Regions from separate parts of the Mus musculus genome. Here region 2 is linked to region 1. The links are chromatin loops, found by intact Hi-C in ENCODE. Cell type or tissue: gastrocnemius. All regions are shown on one strand. Links, peaks and the distances in the headings refer to the core of each region. The heading gives the core; the rest is flanking DNA.

Region 1 (15,503 bases), core at 54-8,053:
TATGATGGTATACAGTTTTCAGTAATGTATACATTGTATTGATTTTTTCCCTAAATGTGTTATTTTAATAAATATCTCATGAATGAGTTTCAATTTTTTTATTTTGGAATAAATGGGACTCTGTTTATTACTGATTGCCTAGAAATGTTGAGATAAAAAATGCCAGCAATTACTATTATCCAGTATTTATATGTGTGATTCTCTGTGCTAACGTCTGAGACGCCTTTCTGGGTTGTCTACAAATGGTTTGTTCCTCTTTTGATTCCTCACATTTGATAACTGTGATGCTCCATCTTTGTACTGTAGGTTGTCTATTTCTTTGTTACAAATTCTGAGTGTTAGGACTGGGTCTTACTTAATCTGTATGTGCCTTCCTTATGCTTCAAAGAAATTACCATCTAGTGGAAGACAGAACATTTCCAAGCTGACTGAACACCACATTTTCTACTCATCTGAACTTTGAAAGCAGAATCTCTAAATTGCATCCCCATATTCTGAGGTCAAGAAAGAACTCTAATGGGAAATAATCTCTACCAATTAGCTTTACTCTGACATCAATCAGGATTACCAGATCTAATGGACTCTTGTCTATCAGTGTGACCTTTGACGCAGAGTGATTATGTTGGCCACCCTTCCACTTGGAACTTTGCATCCCCTCCTCACACTGCTTCCTACCATTGGAAGTCCTTTCTGGCTTTTTGTGGAGTACTTTTTGCTGTATGTAACTTTTAAGTAATGTTTTGTTGGACTTTCTTCTGAGTCCTCTGATTAATAATATGTTTTCCCTGGTTGAATCCCAGGAGGTGAGTCTGCCATGTTTCAAATATCAACAGATTGATATATGCTGAACATTCTCACAACCAGACTTAATTCTAGCCTCACTGCCCATATGCCCACCAGTGGGTCTACTTCCTTGGATAGTTCACAAACACCTTTAAATGACCATACTTTAACAGTAAGATTCTCCCCTATTAACTACCTGTGTTTTAGTCCTTATTCATGGGGTCTCTCAGACACAAGTGACTCAAGATGAATATTAATGCTATTTTTCGGAGGGAAAAAACAAGACTACTTGTGAAACATCCTTAGTTTTGTGTTTGTGTTACTGCTGCTGATTGGTTGAGGGCCAGCTATAAACTTGGATTATCATTTGTGGCCCTCCTAAGCCCAAGTGATTGCAGTGACTCCTCTGTGCCTCCACTATCTTCCTCATCGTTTCCCTGCCTATGTGGCCTTATGAAATTCAAGTCTGGTCATTTATTTCCCCTACTTGAAATGTTTCAATACTGGATGAAATTCAAACTCAGCATACTAGCTAGGCCCCTCTAAATCTAGCACGTATTTCTATCTCTGCAGTCTGTAAAAAAAAAAAAATTGTTCCATCTCTTAGTACCTCTCAAAAATCATAACATCTAGGAAGCCCTTTAAGTCATCATGTTACTACTTTCCCTTCAGAGTTCAGCTTGAGTTTTTAAATGTTCTGACAGTCTCATGATTTCAATTCCTTGTCACTGATTTCTTTTTGGATTTTTGAGGTAGGCTGTCCCTCCATCAGTCAGCTAGCCTCACACTGGCCTTGAGCATGAATCCTGAGACCTGGGAGCACAGGGATGTTAGCCCATCTGGAGGGGAGGGAACAAATTCATTGTATGATTCTCATTTCTGAAAGAATGGATAAGGCAGTGACTGAACTGAGTGAGCACTACAGGAGCACGTGATAAAGTCCTAATATATAGGTACAGTTGAGAAAAGGGTTCATCGTCCACACTACATTAAGTTTAAATGTCATTGAGTCATTTACAGAATTATATATTTGGATCTTGAGATATGTACACCCAAAATCTCGCCCAAAGTAATATTTTCAGTTTCATTATGTTCTAAATAGGAATTTTCATTTTGTTACCAATTATAAAAAAAAAGTAGTCTTACATGGTACACAGAAAGTATTAAAAATAAGGGGTGGTTCTTCATAATTCTGTATATAGAAACAAACTGAAAAGGCTTATAAAGATATTATTTTAATATCCCAAAAGATTTAAAAAATGGCATTTGGAAACTCCTTGACAATGAGAAAAATAACCAAGTTTAAAATGCTTTGTAGAAATTTAAGGTGAGAGCATAGATTCGGTTTTTGGAGGGTTTTTTTGTTTTGTTTTTAATGGTATTTTTGGCCTCTTTCCCTCCCCCCCCCCAGCCCCCCGCCCACCCCGGTTTGTTTTGAGACAGGGTCACATGTAGTCCAGGCTTTCTCTGTACTTGCTATGTAGCCTAGGTAAGTCTTGAATACCTGATCCTCCTACCTCTACCTCCCAAGTGCTGGGAAGACAGGTGTGTGCCACCTCTGGGGCCCATAACAGCCTAGATTTAAAACAATGCTAAGACTCCCCTACCACCTTTCTCTTTGGCATCTTATAAATGTCTTGTAGATTGAATCTAGAATCACTGGTATTTGTAAATAAATCAACTTTGTGAACACTTTTGGCTCTCATTGATTTATGTAAAGTAGGAATTCACTGAAACCTCCACCCTTTCACACTCGGTGTTGGAAACTTAAGACACTTGTTCCAGGCCTGCATGGGCTAGTATAGTCATCACTCTATCTTCTTTTATAGTGGGAAAGAAGACCCAACTAAATCATTTATACAGTCACTTTAGGCATTACAAGTGTATCATTGGTTAAGCAATGCCAAGCCAGGGACTGGTTGGTAACTGGATATAACACTTACATAACTTGATAGAAAGTTCCACCCAACACAAGAGAACGGTGACAGCTGCTCAATAGCTGGTGTTGGAATTGATCCTGTGTGTGTGTATGTGTGTGTGTGTGTGTGTGTGTGTGTGTGTGTGTGTGTAACACATGCCTGCGCATGTCTAACCCTTGCAGAAGCCTAGCTTGTGTTAATATGACTTCATAAAATCCTACATATTTTCTACTATTGAGCAGAAACCATTGAACAGACATTGAATGAAACTATGTTAAGTACAATCAAATCGTTCAGGTTCTAATCTCATTAATCATAAGATACTGGGTAGCAGATAAGAATGACTCTTGCCTTGGTTTCACTGTTTGGATAGTGTCCTGGCAAGAATTAATAGACCTAAATACTGATAGGGTAATGAGAATATATGGATTTATGTTAGCTTGCCTAGAAATTTATAAATATGTGTTTTCTTGTGTGTGGAAAAGACATAACATACTTGTCAGAATTTTCTAGATAGTATTAGCTGCTGTGAAATTCACATAAAAAATGATGTCTTTAGGGCAGGGGAGTTCATTTATAGGTGCATGCTTTCAAAGGATTCAAATTTGGTTCCCAGAATTAACATCACTATATAGTACTTAGCAAGGAAGGTTGAAATCTAGTCATTTTTACCCTCTTAACTCCCTATGGCTTCGACTGTATCCCATTTGTCTTTCTGTCTTCAGTACTCAGCAGAGAATTCTTAAAATGGCCTTTTAACTGGATCAACAGAAAAATAAGAATAAATTTATGGCAATTAAATTCAATATGTGCCTATGGTTACTCTACTTATCAGCCACAAGGGGGCCCCTGGCACCTGCACATTTATCCTCTCTGGGACTCACTTTAATTGAGCTGAGTATCACATTTTACTGGGCCCAATTCCAATTTAGAGGCCAGCTTGTTGAAGATGAAAGTGTTGTTGGATTAAAACTTAATGTGAGAACGTCAGAATGTGCTGATACTAACTAAGAGGCCGCTATCATAAGGTGTAGATGTCAGGTTGCTATCGTTCTCAGAAGCCAATTCCATAATTCAGGAGGTTGATTTAAATAGCATACACAGTTCCCAAAATAGTTTGATTTCACTGATTTATAACAGGAGAGGGGAATAGATTTTAGCTCAGTAACTGGCATTTATTGTAGTGCAGGGGATGAACATGTGGCCCCATGTATGCTAGGTAAGTTTTACTGCTTAGCTGCATCCCAAGCCCAAGGGAGTCTTAACAAATGAAATAAAAGTGTTTTTATTGTTCCCACCAAAAAAAATCCATATATTTTTTCCTCTGTTCTTTCGTAAAGAGAAACAGCGTAGAGCATATATAATACCCCAGAACTGGACAGTCAATGACATGTTTTACAATGATAATAGTAATCAAAGAACTAAGGCATGTAGGATCCACACTCATGCTGCAGTGTTGCCGCAGAGTAGTTCTAAGTATAGGAGCTGGAGCCATGTTTATTACAAGCACAAGTGGCACTGTGCCTAGAATCACCAGAGTTAAATGATAATCAGTGACTTTCCATTGCTCTAATTTTGTTGTTGTTGAGTCTTCAAAGTTTAGATTTTCTAAACAGCTACCTATATCAAAGTTGGGCTTTGACAAGAAAAGAGTCACAAGATAGAGTTTACAGAAATGCCCATAGAGCCATAGCTTGGTTGCTGTGCCGGAGACTTAAATACTGTTGCACACTGTATTTGGAGTGTTCAGTCTGGTGGAGATACACTGTGGCCAAGATCCTAACAACATGGGAGTGTTGTTTCTACCATTAATATGCTTGAGGGCTTCTTTAGTTCCATAAGAATTCCATTTGACATTACCTATCAATCCCATCTCTCTCTCTCTCTCTCTCTCTCTCTCTCTCTCTCTCTCTCTCTCTCTCTCTCTCCCCCTCTCTCTCCCCCTCTCCCTCTCCCTCTCCCTCTCCCTCTCCCTCTCCCTCTCCCTCTCCCTCTCCCTCTCCCTCTCCCTCTCCCTCTCCCTCTCCCTCTCCCTCTCCCTCTCCCTCTCCCTCTCTCTCTCTCTCTCTCTTTGGCTAGGGAAATGCACAGAATAAAGAAGTATGAGGTCATGAGTTTTAGAAAAGGTAATAAAAAGTCAAAGTCATGGCTAAGACCCTAGCATATATACTCTAACATTCAGTTTTCATAAATCAGTTCTAAGCCTAAACTTTGTCTTTCATATTTTATCCACCAATAAAGGCAGGTTTTATACACAGACATAAAGCATATTTAGTGAAAATGACACATTTATCTGCTGCATTTTCTGCTCCTCCTCCATTTCCGCCACTTTGTAGTGACTTAATACAGACTTCAGTTCAGATTTTATTTTTATAGTAAGTTTACAGAGCTTCAAGGACTTCACCTGAGCAGAGTCCGTGGCTTATCCTTAGAATCTCTATGCCTGCTTCATTTCTTTCTAGTCACACACAGTCCCCATTTAACAACTTAAACATGATTGCTCCAGACTTATTCTCTGTAGGCATCTGATCATCTGAACTTTGTTAAAGAACATGTCACAGTCTTCCTAAGTTTTGGTTTTGAAATGATGCATTCTGAGTATCACCAGCATTGTTTTTGATGTGGTGCTTGCTGTGGTGTCAGGGGATTCTGCTCATGGTGGCTTGGCTTTGCACATTCAGACAGGACATTCTGATGTCAGAAACCTATGGTGGAGAAGGCCCTTCAGCTCAGACAGAAAGGGACAGGGACTTATCTCCACCAGAAGGCTCCCCATTCAGTCTTCTCACACCTCCCAAAAGAAAAACAAAGCATTCAGTACATGGGCCTGTGGGGGACATTTTATATTCAAAGCATAACAATTTTTGGTTAAGTGTTCTGGGTAGTTTTCAACTGTCAGAAACTAAAGGTACTTGGAAAGAAACATCAATTGAGGAATTACCACCAACAGATTGGCTTGTGGGCATGTATGTGGAAGCATTTCCTGACCACTGATTGAAAGGACCCAGCCTGCTGTGGTTGGTGCCACCACACTACTGCCAGGAAGTATAAGAAAAGTAGCTGAATATGAGTCTGGAAGCAAGCCAGTGAGCATCTTTGCTCCAATGGTTCCTGCCTCTGCTCCTGCTTGACTTCTTTCCTCCACGGTGTACTGTGGTCAGGATACATAAGCAAAGCAAACTCTTTCAGCCCCATATTGCTTTTGTTCATGGTGTTTATCACAGCAATAGAAAACAAACCAAGACAAAAATGGGTGTTAGAAAATGGGATCCTGCTGTGACAGGCTTGACCATGTTAGTTTCAGGGACAGTTTTGTAGAAGGAACTTGGAACTTGGAGCTGGAAAAGCAGTTCGTGTTCCAAGCCTAACAGACTATTCAGTGGAAGCTTGGAAGTTAATAATGTTGAAAGCAAACAAGACAATGAAGGGCTGAAATGAATTTTAGGGAGAGGTTTGAGAGTCCCTCAAAATCTCTATCAGGAGCTTTTGTGTAAGAACTTGAATTAAGCTTCATCCTCAGCCAGGAGGTGGAGCTGATCCTCAGTCCTTTGGGCACCTTCCCCCCCAGAGGAGAACTTGCCTACAGGGAGTGCTCTGATTCCTAGGACTCAAATGAGACCACCATTTTCTATCCAGGGTCTCTCTCAGGCAGGTCCAAGCAGGAGAGCTCGCTGGCCACAGAAGCAACAGAGCTTCTTGGACAGGGTCCCTTCAGTCCTTCATCCTCAGCCAGGAGGCAGAGCTGATCCTCTGTACTCTGTGCACCTTTCCTACCAGCAGAGAGTTTGCCTCCAGGCAGTATTCTGACCCCCAGGACTCAAGAGAGAACTGGTCTCCCAGGAGAGCTGACAGAGGCTAGCACACTCACAGGAGGAATAATTTCCAGCCAGAGACAACTAGAATATCTAAAACCAGAGATTACCAGAGGATGAAAATCAAATGTAAGAATCTTACTAACAGAAACCAAGACCACTCTGCATCATCAGAACCCAGTACTCTCGCCACAGTGAGTCCTGGATATCCCAAAACACCGGAAAAGCAAGATTCAGATTTAAAATCATATCTCATAATGCTGGTAGAGGATTTTAAGAAAGACATTAGTAACTCCCTTTAAAAAAATTCAGGAGTGCACAGCTAAACAGGTAGAAGACCTTAAAGAGGAAAGACAAAAATCCCTTTAAAAATTACAGGAAAACACAACCAAACAGGCAAAGGAATTGAACAAAACCATCCAAGATCTAAAAATGGAAGTAGAAAAAATAAAGAAAACCCAAAGGGAGGCAACTCTGGAGAGAGAAGCCCTAGGAAAAAAATCAGGAGCCATAGATGGGAACATCAGCAACAGAATAAAAGAGATGGAAAAGAGAATCTCAGGTGCAGAAGATTCCATAGAAAACATGGACACAACAATCAAAGAAAATGCAAACTGCAAAAAGATCCTAACTCAAAACATCCAGGAAATCCAGGACACAATGAGAAGACCAAACCTAAGAATAATAGGTATAGATGAGAATGAAGATTTTCAACTTAAAGGGCCCGTAAATATCTTCAACAAAATTATAGAAGAAAACTTCATTAACCTAAAGAAAGAGATGCCCATGAACATACAAGAAGCCTACAGAGCTCCAAATAGACTGGACCAGAAAAGAATTTCCTCCTAACACATAATAATCAGAACAACAAATGCACTAAATAAAGATAGAATATTAAAAGCAGTCAGGAAAAAAGATCAAGTAACATATAAAGGCAGACTTATTAGAATTACACCAGATTTCTCACCAGAGACTATGAACACCAGAAGATCCTGGACAGATGTTATACAGACCCTAAGAGAACACAAATGCCAGCTCAGGCTACTATACCCAGCAAAACTCTCAATTACCATAGTTGGAGAAATCAAAGTATTCCATGACAAAACCAAATTCACACAATATCTTTTCACAAATCCAGCCCATCGAAGGACAACAAAGGGAAAACTGAAACACAAGGAGAGAAACTATGCCTTAGAAAAAGCAAGAAAGTAATCCTTCAACAAACCTAAAAGAAGATAGCCACAAGAACAGAATCCCAACTCTAACAACAAAAATAACATAAGCAACAATTACTTTTCCTTATTATCTCTTAATATCAATGGACTCAGTTCACCAATAAAAAGACATAGACTAACAGACTGCCTACCTAAACAGGACACAACATATTGCTGCATACAGGAAACCCACCTCAGGGAAAAAGATAGACACTACCTCAGAGTAAAAAGCTGGAAAACAATTTTCCAAGCAAATGGTCCCAAGAAACAAGCTTGAGTAGCCATCCTAATATCAAGTAAAATTGACTGTCAACCCAAATTTACCAAAAAGACAAGGAGGGGCACTTCATACTCATCAAAGGAAAAATCTACCAAGATGAACTCTCAATTCTGAAAATCTGTGCTCCAAATGCAAGGGCAACAACATTCATTAAAGAAACTTTAGTAAAGCTCAAAGCACACATTGCACCTCACACAATAATAGTGGGAGACTTCAACACCCTACCTTCATCAATGGACAGATCCAGGAAAAAAAAAAAAAAAAACTAAACAGAGACACAGTGAAACTAACAGAAGTTGTGAAACAAATGGATTTAACAGATATCTACAAAACGTTTTATCCTAAAACAAAAGGATATACCTTCTTCTCAGCAGCTCATGGTACCTTTTCCAAAATTGACCATATAATTGTTCACAAAACAGGCCTTAACAGATACAAGACTATTGAAATAATCACATGTATCCTATCAGATCACCTCTGACTATGAAAGTTTAATGAGTTTAATGAAAATGAAGCCACAATATACCCAAACTTATGGAACACAATGAAGGCATTTCTAAGAGGAAAACTCATAGCTCTGAATGCCACCAAAAAGAAACTAGAGAGAGCATACATTAGCAGCTTGACAGCAAACTAAAAGCTCTAGAACAAAAGGAAGCAAATTCGCCCAAGAGTTGTTGAATGCCAGAAATAATCAAACTCGGCTGAAATCAACCAAGTGGAAACAAAAAGAACTATACAAAGAATCAACCAAACCAGGAGCTGGTTCTTTGAGAAAATCAACAAGATAGATAAAACCTTAGCCAGACTAGCTAGAGGGCACAGGGACAGTTAATTAATTTCTAATTAACAAAATCAGAAATGAAAAAGGAGACATAACAACAGAACCTGAGGAAATCCAAAACATCACCAGATCCTACTACAAAAGGCCATACTCAACAAAACTGGAAAACCTGGATGAAATGGAAAATTTTCTAGACAGATACCATGTACCAAAGTTAAATCAGGATCAGATCAATGATCTAAGCAGTCCCATATCCCCTAAAGAAATAAAAGAAGATAAGATACAATTTGCAAAACACATGAAACTCAAGAACAACAAAGACCAAAGTGTGGACATTTTGCCCCTTCTTAGAATTGGAAACAAAACACCTATGGAAGGAGTTACAGAGACAAAGTTTGGAGCTGAGATGAAAGGATGGACCATCTAGAGACTGCCATACCCAGGGATCCATCCCATAATCAGCCTCCAAACGCTGACACCATTGCATACACTAGCAAGATTTTGCTGAAAGGACCCTGATATAGCTGTCTCTTGTGAGGCTATGCCGAGGCCTAGCAAACACAGAAGTGGATGCTCACAGTTAGATGGATCACAGGGCCCCCAATGGAGGAGCTAGAGAAAGTACCCAAGGAACTAAAGGGATCTGCAACCCTATAGGTGGAACAACAATATGAACTAACCAGTACCCCCAGAGTTCGTGTCTCTAGCTGCATATGTACCAGAAGATGGCCTAGTTGGCCATCAGTGGAAAGAGAGGCCCATTGTTCTTGCAAATATATACCTCAGTACAGGGGAACGCCAGGGCCAAGAAGTGGGAGTGGGTGAGTAGGGGAGGGGGGAGGGTATGGGGACTTTTGGGATAGCATTGGAAATATAAATGAAGAAAATACCTAATTAAAAAAAAAGAAAAAGAAAAAAAAAGAAAAAGAAAAGAAAAGAAATAGAAGCAGTCATTAATACTCTCCCAACAAAAGGAAGCCCATGACCTGATGGGTTTAGTGCAGAGTTCTATCAGACCTTCAAAAAAAAAAAAAAAAAAAAAAAAACCCCAATTCCAATTCTCTTCAAACTATTCCACAAAATAGAAACAGAAGGCACTCTACCCAATTCATTTTATGAAGCCACAATTACTCTGATACCTAAATCACACAAAGACCCAACAAAGGAGCCGGGCGTGGTGGCGCACACCTTTAATCCCAGCACCACGGAGGCAGAGGCAGGTGGATTTCTGAGTTCAAGGCCAGCTTGGTCTACAAAGTGAGTTCCAGGACAGCCAGGGCTACACAGAGAAACTCTGTCTCAGGGGGAAAAAAAAAGACCCAACAAAGAAAGAGAATTTCAGACCAATTTCCCTTATGAATATCAATGCAAAAATAGTCAATAAAATTCTTGTGAACCGAATCCAAAAACACATCAAAATAATCATCCATCATGGTCAAGTAGGCTTCATCCCAGGGATGCAGGGATGGCTTAATATACAGAAATCCACCAATGTAATCCACTACATAAAGAAACTCTAAGACAAAAACCACATGATCATCTCATTTTATTCTGAGAAAGCATTTGACAAAATCCAACACCCCTTCATGATAAAAGTCATGGAAAGATCAGGAATTCAAGACCCATACCTAAACATAATAAAAGCAATATACAGCAAACCAGTAGCCAACACCAAACTAAATGGATAGAAACTTGAAGCAATCCCACTAAAATCAGGGACTAGACAAGGCTGCCCACCTTCTCCCTACCTATTCAATATAGTACTTAATGTCCCAGCGAGAGCAATTACACAACAAAAGGAGGTCAAGGGGATACAAATTGGAAAGGAAAAAGTCAAAACATCACTATTTGCAGATGATATGATAGTATATATAAGTGACTCTAAAAATTCCACCAGAGAACTTTTAAATCTAAAAAACAGCTTCAGTGCAGTAGCTGGATATAAAATTAACTCAAACAAATCAGTGATCTTTCCCTACACAAAGGATAAACAGGCTGAGAAGAAATTAGGGAAAACACCCTTCACAATAGTCACAGATAATATAAAATATCTTGGTGTGACTCTAACTAAGAAAGTGAAAGATCTGTATGATAAGACCTTCAAGTCTCTGAAGAAAGAAATTGAAGATCTCCGAAGATAGATAGATCTCCCATGCTCATGAACTGACAGAATTAATATAGTGAAAATGGCTATCTTGCCAAAAGCAATCTACAGATTCAATGCAATTCCCATCAAAATTTCAACTCAATTCTTCACCGAGTTAGAAAGGGCAATTTTCAAATTCAACTGGAATAACAAAAAACCTAGGATAGCAAAAACTATTTTCAACAATAAGAAAAAACCCTGGTGGAATCACCATACCTGACCTCAAGCTGTACTACAGAGCAATTGTAATAAAAACTGCATGGCACTGGTACAGCCACAGACAGGTAGATCAATGGAATAGAATTGAAGTCCCAGAAATGAACCCACATACCTATGGTCACTTGATCTTTGACAAAGGAGCTAAAATCATCTAGTGGAAAGAAGACAGCATTTCAACAAATGGTGTTGGCTCAACTGGCGGTTAGCATGTAGAAGAATGCGAATTGATCCATTCTTATCTCCTTGTACAAAGCTCAAGTCTAAGTGGATCAAGCAACTCCACAGAAAACTAGACACTGAAACTGAGGAGAAAGTGGGGAAAAGTCTCGAAGATATGGGCACAGGGGAAAAAGTCCTGAACAAAACAGCAATGGCTTATACTATAAGATCAAAAATCGACAAATGGGACCTCATAAAATTGCAAAGCTGTAAAGCAAAGGACACTGTCAATAAGACAAAAAGGCCATCAATATATGGGGAAAAGATCTTTACCAATCCTAAATCGGATAGGGGACTAATATCCAATATATATAAAGATCTCAAGAAGTTAGATTCCAGAAAGTAAATAACCCTATTAAAAATTAGGGTACAGAGCAAAACAAAGAATTCTCAACTGAGGAATGCCGAATGGCCGAGAAGCACCTGAAAAAATGTTCAACATTCTTAATCATCAGGGAAATGCAAATCAAAACAACCCTGAGATTCCATCTCACACCAGTCAGAATGGCTAGGATCAAAAACTCAGGTGACAGCAGATGCTGGCGAGGATGTGGAGAAAGAGGAACACGCCTCAGTGATGGTTGGACTTCAAGCTGGTACAACCATTCTGTTAATCAGTTTGGTGGTTTCTCAGAAAACGAGACACAGCTCTACCGGAAGATCCAGCAATATCACTCCTGGGCATATAATCAGATGTTCCAACTTGTAATAAGGACACATGCTCCACTATGTTCATAGAAGCCTTATTTATAATAGCCAGAAGCTGGAAAGAACCCAGATGTCCCTCAACAGAGGAATGGATACAGAAAATGTGGTACATTTACACAATGGAGTACTACTCAGCTATTAAAAACAACAAATTTATGAAATTCTTAGGCTAATGGATTCAACTGGAGGATATCATCCTGAGTGAGGTAACCCAATCACAAAAGAAGTCACTTGATATGCACTCACTGATAAGTGGATATTAGCCCAGAAACTTAGAATACCCAAGATACAATTTGCAAAACACATGAAACTCAAAAAGAAGGAAGACCAAAGTGTGGATACTTCGATCCTTCTTAGAAGGGGGAATAATACACCCATAGAAGGAGTTACAGAGACAAACTTTGGAGCAGAGTCTGAAGTAGTGACCATCTAGAGACTGCCCCACCTGGGGATCTATCCCATAAACAGCCACCAAACCTAGACACTATTGCAGATGCCAACAAGATTTTGCTGACAGGAGCCTGGTATAGTTGTCTCCTGAAAGGCTGTGCCAGCTCCTGGCAAATACAGAAGTGGATGCTCACAGTCATCCACTGGACAGAGCACATGGTCCCCAATAAAGGAGCTAGAGAAAGTACCCAGGGAGCTGAAGGTGTTTGCAGCCCCATAGGAGGAACAACAATATGAACTATCCAGCAATCTCAGAGCTCCCTGGAACTAAACCACTAATCAAAGAAAATACATGATGGGACTCCTGTCTCTAGCTACATATGTAGCAGAGAATGGCCTAGTCAGCCATCAATGGGAGGAGATTCCTTTGGTCTTGCGAAGATTCTATGCCCCAGTATAGGGGAATGTCAGGGCCAGGAAGCTGGATTGGGACCAGGGGGTGGGGAGAGGGTATAGGGGATTTTCAGAGAGGAAACTAGGAAAGGGGATAGCATTTGAAATATAAATGAAAATATCTAATAAAAAAACCAAGAACTAGAATTAAGAATCTGTAGTTCCTGATCAGCTAGAACTGAATAATCATTTGTGATTAATAATATATTAGCACCACTAAAATGAAACCTTTGATTTATTAAGACAATAAATTCTAGTTAGCTGGGTATGAAAAACCAGCCTCAATTAAAAAGAGACCAGCATCTTTGAGGCAAAATCTTCTGGAAAGTATTTACTCACAGCCACCACACAGAAGCTGTAGTCCAGAGTGGCTGAAGGCTGCATCTCAAACTAGCAACCAAACTTGCTAATGGCTTGATTTCTTACACAACTCAGGACAACCTGCCCAGGGAGGCACTCTCCACGGTAGGCTGGTCCCTCCCACTTGTATCAGTAGTTAAGAACGTATTTCACAGATATCCCCACAGGCCAATCTCTCTTTCACTGGTACTGTTTTGGGCAACATGGAATCTACAGCATTGCAGAGATCATGGAGAAAAGCTAACAGTTGGTACCATATACCAGCATCAGAGTCCTGGAAGAGGCCAGGAAAGGATCAGTGAAGGTAAAACTTCATTTGCCATGGAGACTCCAACATACAGATATGTTAGCACTCTAGAATAACCACCAAGGTTATTCCTCATCTGCATCAGATGAGGAGTCGATCTGGACTGAGCATATGACACAAACTGTGCTGTAGATGGCAGAAGCATAGAGGTGGGGCTATCCATACTCTTTGGAACCAAAAATATAAGTGAGTCCTGGATATTGGACTTTTAAATAGTTAAATTTATATTTTGATTTTAACAAGAGTTGTGGGAGATAAACCAGTAAGAAAAAGGTATGGTTGACTAGCAATATGTTTGTGTATGAAAGCTGACAGTTGTTTGTTTGTTTTCTAGACAGGGTTTCTCTGTGTAGCTCTGGCTGTCCTGAAACTCACTCTGGAGACTAGGCTAGCCTCAAACTCAAAAATCTGCCTGCCTCTGCCTCCCAAGTGCTGGAATTAAAGCCGTGTGCCACTACCTCCCAGCAGTGGGTCAACTTTCCTGATGAGCTTGTATCAACTTGACAGAAACTAGAGAAAACAGCATCTCAACTGTAAAATTGCCTCCATGCGATTGGCCTGTGGGGATATCTGTGAAATATGTTCTTAACTACGGATACAAGTAGGAGGGGCCAGTCCACCGTGAATAGTGCCTCCCAGGGCAGGTTGCCCTGAGTTGCGTAAGAAAGCAAGCTGAGTAAGCCAGGAAAAACATTCCAGCAAGCAACATTGTTCCATGGTTTCTGACTCAATCTCCTTAATAATGAACTATAAACTGTAAACTAAATAAACCTTTCATCCCCCAGTTGCCTTTTGCCAGAGTGTTTGATCACAACAACGGAGATGCAAACTAGGACAGTATTGATTGCCTTGGCCCTGGATATTTCTTTAAGAGATCTGAACATTCTAACAATAGTATTTCAATCTCCTAATGTGATTTGAAAAAAAAATGAATGGTTACAATCTCAAATGAACATTTCTTTTCCCTTGCCCAAGACTAGTGCACTTTTCAAGTATCTCCTTCCCCATTCACCGACATGCATCCCAGCATTCACCACTCTGTCTCATGGGCTGTAAACAGCAACATTCATTCCTGAGCAGAGCAGCAACCTATCACCAAATATAGTGGCATCTCTGAAGTACAGATGTGGACCCAAACGCAAACCTCCCCTCCAGCTGTACTCTAGAACCCATCACCTCTCTAAGTTTTTACATTAATTTCTTCTTGTAGTTCTCCTCTACCTTCCATCAGAAGTTGCTTCAGCCCACGTTACTGGGAATCAGATCTTTTTTATATATGCTGTGTCTCGATCACCAATATCCACGCAAAACAACCTTATTTCTATGCCCATAAAGACAAAGCAAGAGTTCTTAGCTGGGTGTTCTATACATGCCATCTCCACTTCTTTGCCTTTCGTTTAACTCATTCTGTTTGAGTCAAGGAAGTCTAATTCTCTGAGGGTTATCTATGTCAATATATGAAAAAACTTCAAAAGTCCTGTGATCAGGGAAGTGCAAGTTAAGAGCACAATGTTAAATGATCTCACACCTATTAGGCTTGTAGTTATCTAAAAGAAAAGAGATGAAGAGGCCAAGGAGAAAGTGAAAAAGGAAGCGGCAATGTTGGAAGCACCCTGAATTGGTGCAGAGATTGTGGAAGACCTTATGAAGAGCAGCATTGTGTGCCTACAGTCCTAGCAGTAGGGAGGCAGAGATGGAAGAAGTTCCACAAGCTCAAAGCCAAACTCTGTCTCAGAAGTGCAAAACAATAACAACAACAGTATGGAGGTTCCTTGAAAACTAAAAGCAAAGCTGACACATGGCCCACCAAATTCACTCTTGGGTACCTATCCAAAAGAATCCTTCCTCAGAGCCAGTTTGGAATTAATGGCAAGGTACATCACTGGAAGAATGGACAAATGTAGGATGT
Region 2 (15,503 bases), core at 2,972-10,971, 200 kb after region 1:
TACAATTCCTCCCTAAAGTTAGCTGGACTGGGGCATAAAATTTATTTCTCCATGGTCCTGCCTGGGAATTATGGTGGCTGGCAGCCATGTCTGGCTTGGGACTTAGATTTTCTATGAACTATTCTTATCCGTCATGGAAGAATGTGTAGCTTGCTTGTGTTTATTTTGTACAAACACAGCTCTATGGTGTTACTGTGAATAAACCATGGCCTCTTGGCACATACCTCTGTCTTAGATTTTGAAATAGTCCAGAAATCTCAGTGGCCCATCTTTGACTAACCGGCCCCCATAGCACACCTTATTCCCAATCAGACCAAAGCCATAATATATACTCAATACATTTCTTCATATCTATGAATTTCTGCCACCTGTGCTTGCTGAAGGCAAGCCTGCATGCTTGTAGAAGATGTTGACTGACCTGCTTGAAACACAAAGCCAAGAGTTGAAAAGCAACATAGGATTTGTGTTTAAAGGATAAAGTCTGTCTGTGGGGAAGTCCAGGTACTCTATTCAGTTGCAAATTAGCCAGGATCAAGCTCAAACTCTGGCCTCCCAGTGTGGGGGGAGGTGGCTTTGAGAATCACAGAAAAACTGTTACTTCTCATGTAAATAGGCTATGCACCAAGTTAACTCTGCTAACTAATAAAGATTTTTAGCTGCCTTCATAATAGGAATCTAATGTTGGAATTATTACTAGACCAATCTAAGATTGAGTCAGAATAACTGGTCACATTAAAGGAAAGAGAAGAGTCATCATAACTCCTTTTGACTAATTTTTCTAAGTCAGTTTCCATAGTCTCTAATGTTCTCTGTCCCATAAGGTTAAAAAGCTTGAAGCAAGGCAGCTTAGCTTGTCTAATCTGGGACAGAGGCAAGCAAAGGTGGGTCAAGAACATATACCCAATATAGTTTTCTTGTCACAGTAGTCAGGGCACTCATCAAACTCACAGGTCAGCCTGTCACTCGAATCATTCTGGCAGCTGTAATGTTCTTGCAGCATTCTATGGAGAAAACACAAGCATGCCCTCTTCTCCATATTAAGTACCTGTTCAGGATCATGCCATATGCCAATAAGTGGATCCTTTTCATCTTACCTAGGCATGCATGAATATGCCTCGTTTTGAGATACTATAAGGCATTTAGTAAGTTCTTTGACATCCAAATTTTAAAAATTAAAAAATAAAAATGTGATTTAAATAATGTGCATGGGGATATAATTCCTTCCCTCCTTTGTTTTTTAAGAAGATATAGTTTTTAAAGTTTTACAATACCTTGTCTTTGAGAATTATAAAAAATCTCAGTAACATGGATAACAATAAATTGTTGACAAAACATCTCAAACAATAAATTGTTGACTGTAATAGCCAGTTCCATTATCTGTTTTAATCTGATTTGGAACACCAAGTATAAAAAAATTTAACATAGGCAATGACTAATTGCACTCTTAGTTGTTTCTCTTGTAGAGCAGTTGTAACTAGAAAGCCTGAAAAGGTATCAATAGTCACATGTGCATACTTATTTATTTATTTATTTTTAATCAGAAATAAGTATCCATTTGCAATAATTGATTAAGTATAAGTCCTCAAGAATTAACATCATTATGTGGAACAGGCAGAAACTGAGAACAATTCTTCATAATTTGACATGCACATTCTCTAAAAATACCAAAATGTTATCTTAAGCCATTACTATTTTGATGATGTAAAGAATGAGATTATATGCCTAATTATTCTTGTGTTAGGCCTGTAATCTGCCTGAGATATAAATCTAGCGTGGCATTGCCTTAAGAGGTCTTGTCCAGGCAATCTAGAACAAATTCTTAAATGTCCAAAGACAGTCTTCTTAAAAGAACTTTTTTTTTTTTGGTTTTTCTAGACAGAGTTTCTCTGTATAGTCCTGGCTGTCCTGGAACTCACTTTGTAGACCAGGCTGGCCTCGAACTCAGAAATCCGCCTGCCTCTGCCTCCCGAGTGCTGGGATTAAAGGTGTGCGCCACTATGCCTGGCGGTTAAAAGAACATTTTCTTCTTATGAGTTGTATATGTATAAACAATTGCAAATTTGAGAATTCATAGTATCTAAGAGATGAACAATTTTAAGCAATTGTAAGCTCTGAGCTATATATGTGTGTGTGTGTGTGTGTGTATATATATATATATATACACACACACACACACACACACACATATATTGACTATTAACATACAAATTAAAGCTTGTTTATTCAACATTTAAAATATCGTCTACAGCACACAATTTATCTGTGCTGAAGCAGGAGGAAACTTTCCTTTAGAGGCATTAGCTAATAAAATACTTTCATTTAAGAAACAATATACACTGAAAGATTCAATCTTTTAGCTTCTTGTACTGAAGCAGAGACAATAAAAATGTTTCTTACATAATGTTTGCCCCATACCTAGGGGCAAAACCTTTTAATGGTCACAAACCCACTAGAATTGAATCCTTTACAATTATCAGGATGCAAATGAAAAAACAAACTTCCAAATCTATAACAATTTTATATGGAGTAAGCAGGCCAGATATATCTGGATAGATCTGCAACAATGTTCTTTTAGCTAAAAAGAAATTCCCCTCAAGGTAGGGAGAGGTGAGGTCCCAAGAACTTCCCTAGGCAAGGTTTGCAAAACAAAAGAAACAAACACAAAAAGGCCACACAAGCCTTTGCTTCTCTGAGGCTGCTCAGCTCTTTGCCTTAACTCAAATGTGAATATTTCTTAATCTGAGCATACTGCCAGAGTCCTGGCCCTGTAGTAGGAACAATCTTTCTTAAGATGATTATACTTAAAACATTCCTTATAACTTCACTTTGTTGTTGGCTTGGTTTGGATGTTTTTGATGTATTTAGGGTGTGTGTGTGTGTGTGTGTGTGTGTGTGTGTGCGCGCGCGCGTGCGCGCACGGGCACATGTGTGTGTGCGCGTGCACATGTGTGTGTGCAAATATAAATGCATGTATGTGGAGGTGAAATCAATGCTGAGCATTTTCTCTGTGACTTTCCACTTTATTTTTGAGAATGAGTCTATCTCTGAACCTAGAACTCAACAGTTGGTTAGACTGGCTGACCAGTGAACCTCCGATCAATGTTCCTTTCTCACTTGGTAGCCATTGGGATTACAGGTCTGTGCTGCCATGCCCAGTATTGTACTTGGACACTGAAGTTCCTAACTCAGGCACAGCAAGCACTTTACCTACTGAAGCTACTTCCCCAGTTGCAGATGTAGTTAGTTTTTAATGTATGCATACCTACCTATCTTATTTTTGGTTTGTTGTTCTTTTATCCTTAGAAGGCCAGTTTTTTACTAAAGAAATTACTGTATTTAATGGTGTGTATGTGTGTGTTTATTTGTATTGTGAAAAAATGTATACATGTATATGTAATCCCTGTCAGGCCATACACACACACACACATACACCTGTATATATAATCTTAAATTTCTAATGTTTTATGTCAAACTTTAGTAGGGAAATGGGCAAGTATTATCAGTTGAAGATTACTAACAAGAAACATAGAGCCTAATAATATCTAGTGGATTTTTTCTCTTTTTTACAAATTCAGTTAAAAATACAGTACAATTTTCGTGAGTTTGGTTTATTATATCTGTGTAGGATGAAAACAGAAAGTGCCATTGAGAATACACTCATATTTCATGTGCTTAACTGGAGTGTGCTGTGCTACTTTTAAACTTAGTCCAGCATAGACTACTCCAGTCAGATGTTGGCATTAAATCTGGGATCAGTCCCTCCTCTTTCTCTTCTTTTTGCTCCTATTCATCATACTGAAAAGAGACAGAAACAAACAAATAAGAAAGGATCTATTCTTGCTTAGTACAAACTAAGTAAGTGAAACCCAAAATTAAATAGGAAACAGCATTCTGTAAAACATATGATGTGAAGAAAGCTGGTCTTCCTCAACACATATAGTCTCTCTCTTTCTTCCTTCCAACCTCTCTCTGTCTCTCTGTCTTGGTCTGTCTGATTCTCTCTCTCTCTCCCCTCTCCCTCTTCTTCTCCCCCTCCCATTTCTTCTCCCTCTCCCTCTCTTCTCTCCCCCCCACCCCCACCCCGTGTCTGTTTGTGGTTGTGTGTGTTTGTCTGTGTGTGTTAATGAATTTTAGTTGGGATTGCTTATAGGAGCATGGGTAATTTGCCCAGTGCCTGCAGCATTGAAAAAAATGTCTTTCTGCCCCACTCCCACCTGGCTATCATTAACTGCCTATAGGTCCATAAGGGTTGAAGAGGCCACATAAGCGACTTCCAATGTTGGGGGTACTATTATTCATGTGCAAATCTTGCTTGTGCAGTGAATCATAGGAGCTGTGAGTTCTTGAGGGCAGTTGCTGTGCCACTCTGGGAAGACTGCATTCCACAATACTTGGCTTCCCTCAGTTTTTGTTCCATCCATGGTGTTTTCTGAGCCTTAGTGGTGGAGGCAGGAAGTACTGAAAAGGATATCATCTCAGTGTTAGGCAGAATCAGTTCGGCAGTCATTGATTCTGGTCATTTTGACCACTTAGAAGTCTACAGTAACCACAGCCAATTGGAAAACAGCTTCTCGGACCAAAGCTGACAGCAGCTCCAAATTATAGGCATAACCATAAATCTTTAAAAGGCAATTTAGTGAGCAGAGCATGTCTATTTAGGAGAACAGCAGCAGTAACTGTTCCCTATTAGTGACTATGGCCTCCCTAGCCATGGACATTTGATCAGGTTTACTGTACCAGGCATGCATTTCCTGTTGTGAAGTCAACCTCAAGTCCAGTCAGCAGTTGGTTAGCACATAAGGCATGCCACTATTGCACGTTACAGAGAACATTTTTATCCCTTGGGAAAGTCACGCATCATAGCATTGTTGAAACTTGCAGTTCTAGGCAAACAAGACGCTAGAGCCTTTGTGGCCTATGTAGGGATCAGTATGGAAGTTAGGGACTAGAGGAGAGGAACAGGTATTTCCTGTTAGATAGATATTTAAAGTTCCTCGTTTTTTGGGTTGTTTTGGGTTTGAACTGCTATTTAGAGAAATGATGACTCTTTACTATCTTAATTTTTCTTTATTTTTCAATATAGTCAGAATTAGGTGACTTAGATACATGGCAAGAAAATAGCAATGCGTGGGAAGAGGAAGAAGATGCAGCCTGGCAAGCAGAAGAGGTGCTGAGGTATTGGATGACTTTATCATATTACACCTTGTGTAGAAAACTTAGATTTCTTCCTGGTTATATTTAAGGTCAAGAAAATCTACTCTGCCAAATGTTCTGTCTGTCTCTATATACCCATACTGACCTTATTAAACTCTTTTCTTATTAAACTTGGTCGGAATTTCAGATTTTATATCTTGTTATAAATACTATGAATTTAAAATATTGTTTGAATCAAAAAGATTTATTTATTTGTTTATTTATTTTATGTATATGAGTACACTGTCACTCTCTTCAGACACACTAGAAGATGGTATTGATGGTATCCCATTACAGATGGTTGTGAGCCACCATATGGTTGCTGGGAATTGACCTCAGAATCTCTGGAAGAATAGTCAGTGCCCTTAACTGCTGAGCCATCTCTCCAGCCCAAGGTTATTAATCTTAAGGGCAAAACTTCTTTGCATGCACATGCCACATGATATCATAATACCCTATTGTGAAATGTGAGCCACTATCATATCCTATTCTAGATTAGAAGTTGTAATTTTGTTTTTATTGTTTCACAATTTAAAATAGTGTCAGAACTTCACATCTGAATGAAAGTAGCTAATAAAGCACCCTTAATCTCTACATGTATCTTAATTTTAGTGTCTTTGAAAGTCCCATAAAACAGGTAGATCACCCATTATACAGAAAAGTAAATATTATTCTGTAGTTTTAAAGTTCATGTTTGTTGGATGTTCATTCTATGTTTATATGAGTAGAAAACTTAGTTTTTGCACTTCTGTGTTTGGTCAAAAAAGGAAAGGAAAAATGACTAGCAAGCAGAAGCGGGACTTATCTCTGATACAAACTCATGTGTAAATCTGTCTAGCCTCTTTAGACACCTAGGTCATATGGCAAGGGGCTGGGAGGTGGCCCGGTGGGTAAGAGCAGTCCCTTCTAGGAGACCCAGGTTCTGTTCCCAGGAGCCATGTCAGCTTCAGGGGATCCAGTGTCCTCTTCTGATCCCTGTGGGTACTTGTACACACATGATACACATAATGAATATGGAGGCGCACACACATACACATAAAATAAAATGTAAAAAACTAGCAAAATACAGTGATAGAGATTTGATTTGATATTGTTACTGGTTTTGCCCTATGGATAGAAAATGAATTATCTTTTCTTAGCTGTCTTAACAATTGAACTGATTTTTATTTTTATTTTTCTTATCTTTGATGGCAAATTTATAGTAACCTTGAATAACCAGCAGAGGGTGCAGTTAAATATGTAGAACTTTTGTCTTTCTCTTTTAGATTTTGTTTTTTAGCATCTTTTTTTTTTTTTTCTTTTTAACAGGAGGGGAGAATCATAGTTTTAAAATGAAGTTGTAAGATGTTTTCATATTTAGCTTCCCTTTAGTCAGTGTAACTGTGTCTTTAATAAAGGATATTTTTAAAATTGTGAACTAAATAACACAGTTGCAAGGATCACCAGAAAATGACATTTTTATTCTGATTTTAAAAAAATAAATAATTGGTCCAACAATTAGAATGTTTTAGAAAATTTGGAGGATTGTAATTATTAATTTTATGAAGCACAAGGGTAAAGGAAAGAGCTGTTCATTAGAATCTAATAATCTTAATGATAATATTATGGAATTTTTAGCTATGAGCAGAGCATCTTAATGCTACTCTAAAACCTTCCCTTTCCATCCTATCTCTTGTTATCTTAATAAAACACAAATAAAAACAGTGCTTTATGACAGTTTAGTGAAATGAGATTGTTAGTTGATAATAGACAAGCTTCATGCTGTGTACTGCACAAGCATTGTCAATGGGACATGGAGGCTTGTGTCATGGTGTCTCTAGGAAGACACTGAGCACTGGAAAAGTGCATCTGTGTTCCAAATTCTCCAGGTTTAAAAGTTTTTCTATACTCTAGTTTTGTGATCAGTCAGAAGAGTATGATTCTAGTACTGAAGCAATTCCAGACTTGGATCTGAATGGGAAAAATACTTTGTTTTTTGTTTTGTTTTATTTTATTTTATTTTATTTTATTTTATTTTATTTTATTTTTTTTGGTTTTGGTTTTTCAAGACAGGGTTTCTCTGTATAGCCCTGGCTGTCCTGGAACTCACTCTGTAGACCAGGCTGGGCTCAAACTCAGAAATCCACCTGTCTCTGCCTCCCAAGTGCTGGGATTAAAGGCATGCGCCACCACTGCCTGGCTGAAAATACATTTTTTTTTGGTCTTCAGTAATCTCCAAATTGTTTCTTGTGCCTGGAACATTCATTGCTGCTATTTTCATTTCAGATAGGAACCAGGTCAAAGTTTATCTTTTTATAAGCCATTCATTACTTTATAATTATTTTTTTTCCTACAATTTACATGTCTCAGGTTTCATTTTTAGTAAAAATTTTCAGATCTTCTTATACTTTGAGCATAGCTAGTATAAAGTAAGTTTTCCTTCCTTCTTTAAATTTGGTTAATTAATGGTAAAAGTTGGAGTGTTGCCACAAAGAAACTTTTTCTTTGTGGGATTTTGGTCATTTGCAACTCTATGTCCTTGCATTCGTAACTATTACTGAAAACCAGTTGTATATACATGCATATGCATATTTGTGTATGTAATATGCATTAACTTATCACTTTCATGAACTTTAAGTTGAACATATGCTCATTTCCGTGCCCCAGCCTGGCTTGTTCTGTATAGATGTAGATGTTGCTTGTTGTATGCTCAGTGCTAACCATGTTTCCCCTCAACCTAACCTATTTCTTTGAGTTACTTTTTCACCCTTAATTTGGTACTCTCTCCTCTCTCCTGTCATCATCCCAGGCCCAGTCTCCTAGCAAGCCAATTGGATAGTATAGAGTGCTTTTCTTATTTCTAGTCTGTGGAGTTATGTTAGGCTAAGAACCAGGCATGGTTATAGTGTGAAACTGATAAATACCTACTAGTATGCCTTATGGAGCTGCTCAAATGTTACTCTTTAAATTTCTTGGTTCTGAGTAGAAGATATGTCTGAAATTCCACTTATTTGGAGTAGGTTCTTAATATCCCTTAGCTGATTAAAAAAATCTATTATAATAACAAGATAATTAATTCTAATATCAAACTTTTTGGATAATTTTCCCCTGACATACACAAATGCTGAGGTTGAAGTAGAGAGTTTTGTGTGAAGAAAAGATGTGTGTTCCTACTTACTGCCCATATTAATACTATGGCCAGACAAATCTCTTAGCTTCATACCTCATTTTGCCCATTTGTACAATAAAGATAAATATTCTGCTTTATAAAGTCATCTATCTTCTAAGGATACAAAGAAATACTCCTTTTGAGAAATCCTTGAAGTTTTTAGGGAAATGAGAAAATTAAGACATTAAATATTTATTCCTTGATTTTTAAGAAGGCAGCTTTCCTATAATTTATCTGTAGTATTTTATAAAAGTAAAGATATGAATATCTTTCTTTTTAGGCAGCAGAAAATTGCAGACAGAGAGAAGAGAGCAGCAGAACAACAGAGGAAGAAAATGGAGAAGGAAGCGCAGCGCCTGATGAAGAAGGAGCAGAACAAAATCGGTGTGAAGCTTTCCTAACACAGGCTATGCTGTGAGCGTGCCAGGAGGAGGAGTCTGGGCCCACAGCCTACACGCAAGCATTTGTATGCACTGGACAGTATTCTCAGAATACAAACACTCTGCTTGATCGTAATGTGTTTATTGAGCTGTTCAGGACACCAGGATTCTCCCATGATACTTTGAACTATTAGTAATCAAGACTCAAAACACAAAAATAATGAGACAATTATTTTCTTCAATGTGTTCCAAATAGAAGACAATTGTTTGCTGTAGAGAAGTTATTTCAGGAGGAATATACCTGACAAGTACCTCTCAAGCTAGTGTTTCTAGCTGAATAAATGGCTGTAAATAATTTTATGGTGGGAAACTACTCTGCTATCTATTATGCTTTTGTTCATTGTGCATAATTATAAAATAATTTTAATCTTTTGTTTCCATGATCACTTGATGTAAATTAGGTAAACTGTAGGTAGGGCTTTATACCCTTCTTAATTTTGTTTTCAGGTACTGTTGACATACATTTTCTATAATTTGAACTGGCATTGTTTGGTACAACATTAAGGAATATGATAATTTGGGTTTTTAAGAAAATAACATTAAATGCAATAATTTTATTTATCAAATATTTTGTATATCCTTATTTTCTTTTAAACAGTATTATAATGTTATACAGAGCTGTAATTTATATATTGCATGTATAAATGTTGAAAATCAGCTGCAATGACAACTTTGTGTGACAAGAACTAGGATCAGTAGCTTTTCTCTTTCATTACAGATGTCAAGATGGTAACAGTGTCCATCCTTAAAAGCCATTTTCAAATGTGGAAAGCCTTCAGTTTTCATTGATTTTTTTTTTTTAAGTGATTCTTGAAGAGTTCTCTATTTTGTTTTGTTTTGTTTTGGGTTTGTTTTGTTTTTAATCTTACATAATATAATGCAGGGTACCTATTCTTTTAGCTAGATAACATTACTGATTTCATTACAAACCAAGATATAAATATTTTTGTTTGTGATATTGGTTGATTTAAAGAAATAATTGCATATTGTGTTTTATGGAAAACAAAGCACATCTCACAGTTTAAAATACATTAAATTTTTTCCACCATTGAAATATAACTGATTTTCTGTGGCTTTGGAATTGTTGAAGATTTTTTATTTTCTTCACAGTTATTGCCTAGGATTAACGTTTTGTGAGGCTTTAAAATGTCATATACAGTGTATAGGCCATATATAATATATTTGAATTAAGGCAATACTTCATAGCAAAATCAATAACTTTGCATTGATACTTTTAAACATTTAGCTTCTGCTTTCACACTAAGTTGAATTTAACTGTGGTTGGAGTTTTTGAGTTACAGACCACATTGTCAGTTACTGTATTTATTATTTGTTTATTATGTATACAATGTTTTCCCTGCATTTACACCTTCAGGCCAGAAAAGGGTACAGGATCTCATTATAGCCATCATGTGGGTGCTGCGAATTGAACTCAGGACTTCTAGAAGAGCAGCCAGTGCTCTTAACCTCCAAGTCTTCCCTTCGGTCTCAGTTACTGTGTTCATTATATCTTCAGTACTCAAAATTGAGTGGAATTCTTTAGAATTTTAATAATTATTCTCTCCCAATTACTTATTTTACTTATTATGAGGATATTATATGATGTGTATGGATGTAGGATTCATAAAGAGTAGTTTTCTTCAGTGAGGTCAGTTTGCTGCTTTCAATAATTGTAAAGTACTGAGGTCTGCTTTAGTCATGCTTTTTGAGTATGAGAGGTATTTTTTTATGTTTGTCTTTTTAGCTTTTGAGAAATAAAAACCAATTAGAAATTATAGCTTATAAGATTAGGAAGAAATAGATTTTTTTCTTTATCAACTTTGAAATACTTTTACCTGTATTTCTATGTTAAATTGGTGATGTGTGATCCCACAAAATTCATGGAGTCAAATACATATAATACTTCATGGTAGCAAGCTTCTCTTTAGCTTCTAAATTTAGTTTGAGAAATTGTTTTTAGTTCTTATAATTTTATAAGGCATTAATAATTGGTTTTATATTTGTTTTTTCAAGACAGGGTTTCTCTGTAGAGCCCTGACTGTTCTGAAACACTCTGTAGACCAGCCTGGCCTCAGACTCAGAGATCTGCCTGCTTTCTGGCATGACATAATGTGTTTTAGATGCTTATTACTAAAGCAGAGGAACCATGGTAGGTCTAAAGAGTTTGTGAAGATTTACGCATATTCTGATCCTGTGTTTGAGCTAAACAAAGACAATGTAAAGTTTAATTCACGTGTTTAATAGAAATGTTTAACTTCCAACCATTTCTTAATAAGTTTAGCTAAAATATCCTTTCTTGGCCCTTTGTGATATTTGACTAGATATTTTCAACTGATGATTTGAAAACATTTTCACGTGGCTTCCTCAGTTTTGGTGTGTACTAACTTCTGGCCACAACAGTGACGGATTTGGGATGAAGATTGGTTGCTGACACTAAGAGGACCAGGCTGTCACCAGTTATAAGCCTAATCATAACCAATGTTTAAAACTCTAAGACGATGATGATGACCGGTGTGAAAGGAAGGGTTGAGTCAGATACAACTGATATGTTTATCTTATCGATAGTATCTGTAAGATATTATATTTATGTTTGCTGTAATCTACCAATTGCGGTTACTCACACTATTCCTTTGTTCAAAGGGAATTCTTTTTTAAATGTGCAAGGTGAATGGTTCTAGTGGAAGCCAAGTGCAGAATGAGGCGTGAACTTGGTTGTCTTGGGGAAGGTGGTTATGTCTTAGCAGAAGGAAATTGGAGGGCTGGGAAGGATGGCAGATCCACGAAGAGCACGTTTGATTCATCGGCAACTTCAACTTGATGCTGCTACCTCTGACTTAGCTCTTTGTTTTTGAGTTGCTATATGGTCAAAAAAACCCTGTGTGATTATGTGTGTGTTCCTTTTTTTCTTAGAATATTCACAGTTTGTTCCAAGATCACAGGAGCAACTACAACCAAGGATTCCCATTTTTCCCTACTGCATCTCTTCTTGCTTTTTCCCTTTTCTTGCCCCTCCCCTAGACTGGTCTGGATCTCTGTGGTCCAGGCTAACTGGAATTCTAACTTGTCATCCTCTGCCTAGAGCTCAGATTACTTTTTCCCTAGCTTTTATTCTTCAGTGTCCCTTCGTTATAGCCGTTGGGTGTGTTTAGTAGCTGGAGAGGTTGAGAGGTGTTGAGGCAAGTTTTACCAGAGGTTCTGTTGAGCCTTGTAGGACTATAAAGAGACACTGCTTTTTAGGAACATCCTAAGTCCTACCCAGCCTCATGTTGAAGACTTGTTTCTGTCCTTACACACCTGCTTCGAATGTCAATTCTAAGCCGTGACTTTTGCAGAGAAACTGCAAATGTTGTCAACCCCAATTAACCTGAGCCGTCTCTTTCAGATTTCCATGGCTATTCTGCAGCTGTTTTCTTTACCCATTGATCTGGTCACAGCAGTTTTGAAAACTTGATGGAGTTAAAGAGATGGTACCGAATTAAGCCATTTGTCTTGAGCTTGTAAGGGTTTTTGCTTTTTTTTTTTTTTACTTGTTTGTTTTTAATGGAAATGGTGTTTTTTAAGGATTAAATGAGATTATTAAGTGGTGATGATGCAAAATCGAATAGGAATTTTTAAGCTAGGCAGGTTCATAATTTCAAGACTTAGAAGGTTATGGGAGAATTGCCTCAAATTAATGGCCAGTTTGGGCTACATAATCCAGGCCTCTTCTAAAACCTGAAAAGGAAATGGGCATTGGGCCCTGCACACGTTTCTTTATGAGGTCCTTCAGATACATTTCTCGAATGTCTCTACAGCGCCAATGTTGGGCACTGCAGAAGTTAGGAGAAGCTGGCTAGTTAGACTTGGTAAGAGTTTGTCCACTGAAGCCCAGATTTCCCAAGTCAACAGTTACAGTGTGATGTCCAGGTCAGTCTTCCATCCCCGCTGGCAGTCTGTGGTCATAGGTGTGTACTATTGAAAGGCATGTTGGGAACATGGTCCACTCCTTTTTTTCTGTCTTTCACTTTTCAGGTTCTACAGGTGAGAACATTTTCTCCACTGTATTTTCCATGATGTACACAGTCCTAAAACAAATGGGACCAGGACACCATGGATTAAAACCTCTGATTTTCCTCCATTCCTTTGTCTCGATATTTTGTCACAGCAATGGAAAGTTAAGCACTATGTCTGAAAAACTCTATGCAAGCAGCCTGCTATCCTGTAAGTAAACGCTATCATCATTTCACATATAGAGAATAAACCTTAGGAAGTCAACTGCATTGTTCAGTCAGTAGAACATAAATGGTAGCTTCAGAGCATGTTAATTAAGTGATTAGTCAAAATTCCTAGTAGATTATGACTAATATAAAATTCAAACTGGATGAACTATGAACTGCCCAAAATACAGGGTTTAGATAGTTTTCCCCAGTTCTAACTCAATGAAGATGGTATTAATAAGTGATAGTAAATAATACCTGTTTGTGTTTTCTAAAAACTTACTTTAAAATGGGCATGATACAACATGTCTTTAAACCCAGCAGTCAAGAGGCAGGGGCAGGTGGAACTCTGAGCTCAAAGATAGCATGGTGAGTTCCATGCCTGTCAGGTCTACATAGTAAAACCTAGGGGTATGGGATGAGACACCTATCTAATGAATCAAATCGTTTAATAAAATTAGTTGTAATTTTGGTAATTGATGACTGTAACTGAGTGACAATGTTATGTCATCAGATGGTCAGAGTTTATTTGGTTCTGATATGGACAATGTAAAATGAATTAACATGATTTCACACTTGTAAAGTAAGGTCCAGTAGCTCATTTGTTGGGGTCATAATTCCTGTAAGGCCTAGGTCACAGGCCTCATATATGTGCACACAAGTGCTATGCCTTCTTAGAGACCTTGATGCTGTAGACCATCCAAATCATCTTTAGGATTTGGTTGAGAGGCAGAATGACAAGAGAAAACATTCAGCTTTTCATATAGAAAATTTTAAAGGATACGGTTGGTCAATGTTATATATATTTTTTATTTTTCTGTCAGTTTGGTTCCTTATAAATTATTAACTATAATAATTGTAGTTCAATTGGTTAAAATATTTAAACTATAGCTTGGATTCTTTATTTTAGTTTTAATTTTAAATTTATTCTTCTCTCCCATATATTACATCTCAACCACAGTTTTTCTCCTTCCTCTTCTCTAGTCTCGCCCACTCATCTCCTCTCTCCTTCAGAGCCACTCCTCTATTCTCCTTCAGAAAAGAGCAGGCCTCCCAGGGATATCAAATTGCAGTAAGACTAAGCACATCCCCTCATATTCCAGTAAGAAGAAAAGGAACCAAAAAATGCAGGCTAAAAAGAATTAGATAGCCCTGCATTCAATTTTAGGACTTCTACATTCACACCAAGCTACACAACCATTTCATATGCAGAGAGCCTAGGTCAGACCTGTATAGGATCCCTGATTGTCTGTTTATTCTGTGAGCCCTTATGAGCCCAGATTAGTTGATGAGCCCTTTCCTTGTGGTGTCTTTGACCCCTCTGGATCCTACAACCCTCCCTCCCCATCTTCTGCAGGATTCCCTGAGCTCCCCTTCCACGAGCTTCCATGTTGAGGTCTTTGATCCTCTTGGGCTTGAGTTTTGTGCAAGGTAATATGGATCTATTTGCATTTTTTACAAGCAGACATTCAGTTTCAACAGCACCATTTGTTGAAGATGCTGTCCTTTTTCTTTTAATATTTCATTGTATAATTCTGTCTTCTTTGTCAAAATTCAAATGCATATACATATGTGGATTTAAATCTGGGTCTTTCATTCAATTCTGTTGATCTGCCTGTCTATTTTGATGCCAGTAACATGTAGTTTTTATTACTACATCTCTTTAGTACAGCTTGAAGTCAGGGATGGTGATACCTTTAGAATTTCTCTTAATGTATAGGATTGTTTTAGCTATTCTTTTTTAAAAAATCTTTTTATATGAAGTGAAATATTGTTTTTTCAAGGTCTGTAAAGAATCATGTTGGGATTTTGATGGGAAATGTGATGGATTTGTAGATTGCTCTACAGATGGCCATTTTTACTATGTTAATCTTACCAATCCATGAGCATGCTAGAAGTTATTGTCATAAAGGACTTGCACTTGCCTGGTTAGAGTTACTGCAAGATATTTTATATTATTTGGAGCTATTGTGAAGGATATTGTTTCCCTGATTTCTTTCTCAGCCCATTTGTTTTGTAACTATAGGAGGCTTATTAGTTTGTTTTGTTTTGTTTTTGTACTAATCTGATACCGTCAGTGAAGGTGTCAGCTGTAGGAGTCCCCTGTTAGAAGTTTTACAGTCATTTATATACACTGTCATATCATCTGTGAATAGATTTTTTGACTTTTTAATTTCCAATGTGTATTTTCTAGATCTCCTTTAATTATCTTAAGGCTCTAGCTAAAACTTCAAGTACTATATTGAATAGATACAAGACAGTGTGGATATCCTTGTCTTGTTTATGATTTTAGGAGAATTATTTTGAGTTTCTCTCCATTTGATTTAGTGTTGGTGACAGGTTTAGTGTAATTTGCCTTTATTATGTTTAGGCATGTCTCTTGTACCCCTTATTGCTCAAAGATGTTTATTATGAAGTGGTTGTCTTAGTTAGGGTTTTACTGCTGTGAACAGACACCATGACCAAGGCAACTCTTATAAAAACATTTAATTGGGGCTGGCTTACAGGTTCATAGGTTCAGTCCAT

The links. Peaks named below come from ENCODE experiments on the same cell type or tissue, not always from the same donor. Only the 100,000 strongest peaks of a DNase experiment are listed, where the experiment ranks them.
Region 2: it touches region 1 in a loop (4-fold over the local background); 17 of 42 quality-filtered maps call a loop at or near these places.

Annotation. Positions count from the first base shown.
Region 1 is chr15:44,435,782-44,451,284 of GRCm38, forward strand. Eny2 (ENY2 transcription and export complex 2 subunit) reads left to right here. Exons shown (of 5, transcript NM_175009.3): 5 at 1-1,904. Among named protein-coding and RNA genes, the nearest start is that of Pkhd1l1, 14 kb to the right of the region's middle. In gastrocnemius, for the core only: a CTCF peak has its summit at 3,537 (motif pointing right); a DNase peak (open chromatin) is centred at 3,563.
Region 2 is chr15:44,631,681-44,647,183 of GRCm38, forward strand. It overlaps Ebag9 (estrogen receptor-binding fragment-associated gene 9), which reads left to right. Exons shown (of 7, transcript NM_001357691.1): 6 at 5,084-5,175; 7 at 8,622-9,840. The coding sequence ends at 8,742. Among named protein-coding and RNA genes, the nearest start is that of Ebag9, 20 kb to the left of the region's middle. In gastrocnemius, for the core only: CTCF peaks have their summits at 6,405 (motif pointing right) and 8,754; DNase peaks (open chromatin) are centred at 6,112 and 8,768.